Linked DNA regions of Homo sapiens: region 1 is linked to region 2. The links are chromatin loops, found by intact Hi-C in ENCODE. Cell type or tissue: transverse colon. All regions are shown on one strand. Links, peaks and the distances in the headings refer to the core of each region. The heading gives the core; the rest is flanking DNA.

The links. A loop is a pair of places that touch in the nucleus more often than their neighbours do. Peaks named below come from ENCODE experiments on the same cell type or tissue, not always from the same donor. Only the 100,000 strongest peaks of a DNase experiment are listed, where the experiment ranks them.
Region 1: it touches region 2 in a loop (27-fold over the local background); 1 of 110 quality-filtered maps calls a loop at or near these places.

Annotation. Positions count from the first base shown.
Region 1 is chr2:235,418,855-235,421,762 of GRCh38, reverse strand. No RefSeq gene overlaps it. Among named protein-coding and RNA genes, the nearest start is that of AGAP1, 74 kb to the left of the region's middle. In transverse colon, for the core only: no CTCF peak of the experiment used is centred there; no DNase peak of the experiment used is centred there.
Region 2 is chr2:235,510,071-235,512,978 of GRCh38, reverse strand. All of the region lies in intron 1 of AGAP1 (ArfGAP with GTPase domain, ankyrin repeat and PH domain 1), which reads right to left. Among named protein-coding and RNA genes, the nearest start is that of AGAP1-IT1, 5.8 kb to the right of the region's middle. In transverse colon, for the core only: no CTCF peak of the experiment used is centred there; DNase peaks (open chromatin) are centred at 1,538 and 2,308; H3K27ac peaks cover 2,500 bases.

The sequences.
Region 1 (2,908 bases), core at 253-2,752, 91 kb after region 2:
GGCCACCTGGGCTGCTACTGGATCTGCCTGGCTCAGGGCTAGGATATAAAAGCTTCGGCATCCAGATGGGTGTTTTTAGAGGTTGGGACCCTGAGACCTGGACCAGACTGGGTGAGAACTACACAGTGGTGGCCCAGGTAGTACTTCTGTGGGTGATGGCATCCTGATTGATGAGGGAAGGCATCAGGAGTCAGGTTAGGGGGAGGAAGGAGGGAGGGAACAATGGGAAAATGAATGACAAGGCTGGGGCTGGGAGGATTGGAGGGAATTAGATGTGGTGTGCAAATCAGCTCGGGAGGGATAAAGACGGAATCTGTGAGTGGGAGGAGGGCATCAGAGGCCCATTTTAATGTGGCACTGGACACACTGGGTAGGGACAGATTGGATGGTTGAAAGAGCCAGGTAGACCGGATAAGCTGGCAGAGCACCAGGCACCTCTGGGCTCCTGCCTCAGGAGCCTGACTCTCTAACTTTTCCTCATTTCAGAGTGAGTCCCCTCTTCCTCCAAGTGTCCTACCCAGGGCTTGCTCTGAGGTGCCCGTCTCCTCCTGTTCGTTGTCAAAAATTGGAGCATCTTAACCTAAGTGCAGGTGATCTAATCTGAGCTCCAAATCCTTCTCAAAGGCCCTCTTGCTGGAATTTTGGGCTGCTTATGTCACAGTGGAAGTAGACAGAAGAAAACGGTACTCTTGGACGGGCACAGTGGCTCATGCCTGTAATCCCAGAACTTTGGGAGGCCAAGGTGGATGGATCACCTGAGGTCAGGAGTTCAAGACCAGCCTGGCCAACATGGTAAAAGCCCATCTCTACTAAAAATACAAAAATTAGCTGGGTGTGATGGCGGATGCTTGTCATCCCAGCAACTTGGGAGGCTGAGGCAGGAGAATCGCTTGAACCCTGGAGGCGGAGGTTGCAGTGAGCCAAGATCACGCCACCGTACTCCAACCTGGGTGACAGAGTGAGACTCTGTCTAAAAAAAACAAAAACAAAGACAAAAACGGTGATCTAGTAACACAGAAATGGCGACTGAGCACTTGGTCAGGGGACCTTGCACACAGGCTTGGCTCTGTCCTGTGAATTTCTTGTGTTCCAGAAGTTCAAGGGCCTCATCTTACTCTTTGCAGAAATGGAACTCCATCCTGAAGATAAAAGATGTCTGCTGCTGGGCTCACTTGAAGATACTTCCTAACTTACATGAATAATTAGCATGGTATAAATGCACTTTATTTGAATACATGCTTTCTTCCTATTCAAAACTATATGCTCTTTTGAAGCCAGAGATAACATGTCTTCATCTTTTATTTCCCCAGCATGGCCAGAGACTTGAATACAGTGGGTGCTAATTAAGTAGTTGTTGAATTGAACTGGAAAGCCAAAGTGAAATGCTCTCAATTCTCACAATGGATTGTTCCTTTATTTTAAAAATCTCATTCAAGAGCCACACTGTGATCGCCTACGTGAATCATGCCTATCTGTGTTAGCTCCACCTCTTCTGATGCAGCAAAAGCGTTTTAAAAAAGCTGCACCTCCCATTCGGAAGCTTGCCTTCCTACTGGGAAGACAGCTCCAGTGTGTACATTCATTCCTTGCTGGAGAGGTGGGTGTTGGGTGGAGTTGGGTGGGGGAGGAGGTGTTAAAACACCATGGGAACAGGTTGCATTGAAACTATTAAAAGTCAAGGGTGGCGCCTGTGTTTTCCCACTTAATTAACCGAGTAACACAGTTACTAGCTAAATGGAACTTCACGGAGAGGATGCCCCACCCGAGCTGGCTGTGTGGAAGCAATAGGAGCTTGAGAGTTGCAACGCTGACCGCCATCACTCTCCCTGCATCCCGCCATGAAAGGGAAAACACAAGTCACCACGAGGCCACTGCAAGTGGGGGGACAGGGCCGTAGACTGGACGTCAGGACACCCAGGATGGAGCCTGGGCTCAGCCTTTAACTCACCGAATGACCTTGGCAGGCCACTTCACGCTGCTGCAATTCAGTGTCCTCATCCATAAACGCATTGGGCAGATGACCCTCGAGGTCCCTTTCATCACAGACACTTTAAGTCTGAAATTTCCTTTGGGCTTTAACATTCTCCGCCCGAGAGGGCAGAACACTGAGGCATCAAGACACAGACTCTGAAGCCGTGGAGTGGCTGGGGGGCCCAGACGCGGCTCAGTCAGGCGGGCACTGGCAGAACAGTTTCGGCACAGCGTGGTCCACAAATGAAGGGCTGACCACTCAGCAACTCTGAAGACATCGGGGTGGCTAATGATATAATTTTTCCAGTTTTTCATAGCTATTGAGGACATTTATGAAAATCTCTTTATATGCAAGCAATCGGCCACAGACCTTTAGACTGAAGTTTAGTGTTGTCCATCTTCACAAAGAAGTGCATCTCCTAAAAAGAACTGTGCCTTGGAAAAGTGAGATGTAAATTGCACATGGTCTGATAAAGTGGTTTGCTGTCAAAATAGAGCCAAATAATAAGATGTGCCGGATGTAGGCAAATAATATCGTTCACACTCAAATAATACGCAGAGCCGGTGGGGAAATAATATTTTGCATAAATAGCTTCAGAGAGGGACGTTTAGTTCTACCACCGTCTGTTCACATCTGATCAAATTTTCTCCACAAGGGGTGAGCTAAGCAGGTCTCCAGCTCAGCATTTCCTGGAACTGCTGGGAAGCAAACAGACTCCCCTGGGAAACATTTTTTTTTCTGTTTTGTTTAAGGAGACTCAGAATTTTATGCAATTTGGAAAAATGCATGTCCTAGATCATAAAATTAATGTAGCATTTTGGGTGTTAGTTTAAGGTTGAAAAATGGCGAAATGAAAAATATCAAATGTGAAAGTATTCCTTTTTTTGAGACAGAGTCTCACTCTGTCACTCACGCTGTAGTGTAGTGGCACAGTCA
Region 2 (2,908 bases), core at 236-2,735:
ACAGATGCTGCCAGAGGAATCTCAAGTGCAGAGGGCCTAGGCCGGCCGGGAGCCCTGCACGAGCATTAATGGCACAGTGTATTTTTTATAACATCCAAAGCACTTAAAAGAATAATATTTTCACTCATGTATCTCAACAACTTCCTGGAGAGGAAGGCAAAGGGCAGATTCTCTGGCTGGCGCAAAGGTTACATGGTCAGGAGGGACCCAGGAGCCACTGAGCAGAGGCAGGCAGGGTGGGAGGCCCAGGGAGCTTATCACCTACCTCCAGCTCAGATGCCTTTGCCCAGCTGCCCACCCCATGGCAAATCCTAACAGGGAAATCAAGGCAGGAATGGGGGAGGACGCGCATGGATTGACTGATTGATTGATTGACTGATTTTTAATGATAGGGTCTCACTCTGTTGCCCAGGTTGGAGGGTAGTGGTGCAATCATGGCTCACTGCAGCCTCAACCTCCTAGGCTCAAGCAATCCTCTCACCTCAGCCTCCTGAGCAGCTGGGACCATAGGCAGCACCAACACACCTGGGTGTTTTGTTTTTTCGTAGAGATGGGGGTCTCCCTATGTTACCCAGGCTGGTCTTGAACTCCTAGCTTCAAGCAATCCTCCCACTTCGGTCTCCCAAAGTGTTGGGATCACAGGTGTGAGCCAATGCACCTGGCCAATTTTCTTATTCTTATGTCAGCAAAACCAGTGTTTCCCAACCTTGGTATTCTCCCCTGAAAGTTAAAAAACAGATACTCAAAGAAAACTCCCAAACTCCCAAACAAGATGCAGCCATCTGCCCAGCATTCTGCTGATGCAGCAACAGATCAAGAAGTGAGTGACAAGACCACCAATGTGGACAATGACCATCACCACACACACACACATTCACACACACACACATTCACACACGCATTCACATTCACACATACGCATTCACACACACATCCATTCACACACATTCACACCTCACACATTCACACAGTCACACACGCATTCACACACGCATTCACACACTCACAATCACCTTTACACACACATTCACACCCACACATACACATTCACACATTCACACACATCCACATACTCATTCACACTCACATTCACACACATTCACATACACACACACATTCACACACATCCACACTCATACATTCACACACACATTCACACACACTCACACAAATACGCACACTGAATCTCACAAGCATGTTCTATAGGAACAAAATCCACAGTTTGGGGAAATTACATGGGTTTTTCTCCCCACCCTACAAATAGAAGAACTGCCAGGGGAACTCTCTTGAATGCGGAATTGTCAAAAAGATTTATATATAGAAGTTTCCAGGAGATTTTCTCTTGGCCAGAAAACAAGTGAGTAATTTCCCTGGGCCCAGCATAGGTTAATAATCAAAGAAGTTCGTTAGGAACTGCCCTGAGCTCAGGCTGCCAGGCAGTTAGTCATAAAGAGCTAGGTGGAATTTGCCTACTCAGGCAATGGGAGGAGTGAGGGAGAGTCACATCCCCACAGAGAAGCCGGTTTCCTAGAACACTTGAGGGCCAGGAGCTGGCTGAGCCCCCTGCGGCTCCTGGCTGCCCCCCTCCCTGAGGGCCTGGCTCAGACCCCAGGGAACCAGGTGTCCTTGCTCACCGAGAGGGCGGGCCCCTCTGGGCACACAGGTAGACACACCTCTAGATAATTACACCAGCTCCCACCGAAACAGAATCGTGCACCAGAGTAATCCTTGGTGAGTGTGGATCAGAGGCTGAGGGGGTCACAGAGCTCATCTGACCTGGGGCTCTCAGTCTCGGGATGACGAAGACTCAGGGCTGCCCCAGGCATTGCGGGATCTTGGGCAGCATCCCTCACCTCCACCTGCCACGTGCCAGTAACAACCATGACACCCCAAAGTTGTAACAAACCGAAAATTGCCCCAGACATGGCCAAATGTCCTCTTGGGGGCTACAATGCTTGCACGCCATACACCGCCGCCCCCCGCCCCCCCACCCAGCACCTTGTTGAAAACTGATCTTGGCCAAACATCCGGATTTACAGACAGGGAAACTGAGGCCAGAGGTCACAAGGAGAGGCACACTGGCTCTGCTCCCTTGGATTTTGCGACCTTCTAAGGTGGTCTTCAGTCTGCACCTCTTTCTGAGGCTTCTCCTTTCCCTCCTCAGCCTCACTCCTATAGCCTCCCACCCCCCTCATCAGTACAAGACACTTCACAGCCCAAGAGACACAGAGGGCAAATGCTCTTTCTTAAGGACAGCTGCTATCCCATCACTGCCAGAAGCCTGCTGAACTTAAGCCCAAAGTGGACACTCTCACACTGCCGGCGGGAGAGTAAAATCAACCAATTTGGAAAACAGCAGGCAGTTTACATAAAAGTTAATTATATACCCAGCACATCTCCCAGCCACTCCACTCCTAGGTATCTACCCAAGAGAAATGAAAGCACGTGCCCATATGAAGACTTGCACGTGAATGTTCACAGCACCTCTATTTGTAAAAGCCAAGAACTGGAAACAACTCCATCAATATCCATCCACAGGATAAAAACACTGTAGTAAATCCATACAATGGAACATTACTCAGCAATGAAAAAGAAAAAGCTATGGATATATGTAACAACTTGAATGACCCTAAAAATCATCATGCTGACTGAATGAAGCCAGTCAAAGAAGGGGTCCTTTACTGCAGTGGTCCCTAACCTTCTTGGCATCAGGGACCGGTTTCGTGGAAGACAATTTTCCCACTGAAGGGAGGCAGGGGGATGGTTTCATGATGATTCAAATGCATTACATTTATTGTGCACCTTATTTCTATCATTACTGCATTGTAATATATAATGAAAAAAATTCTACAACTCACCATAACGTAGAATCAGTGGGAGCCCTGAGCTTGTTTTCCTGCAACTAGAG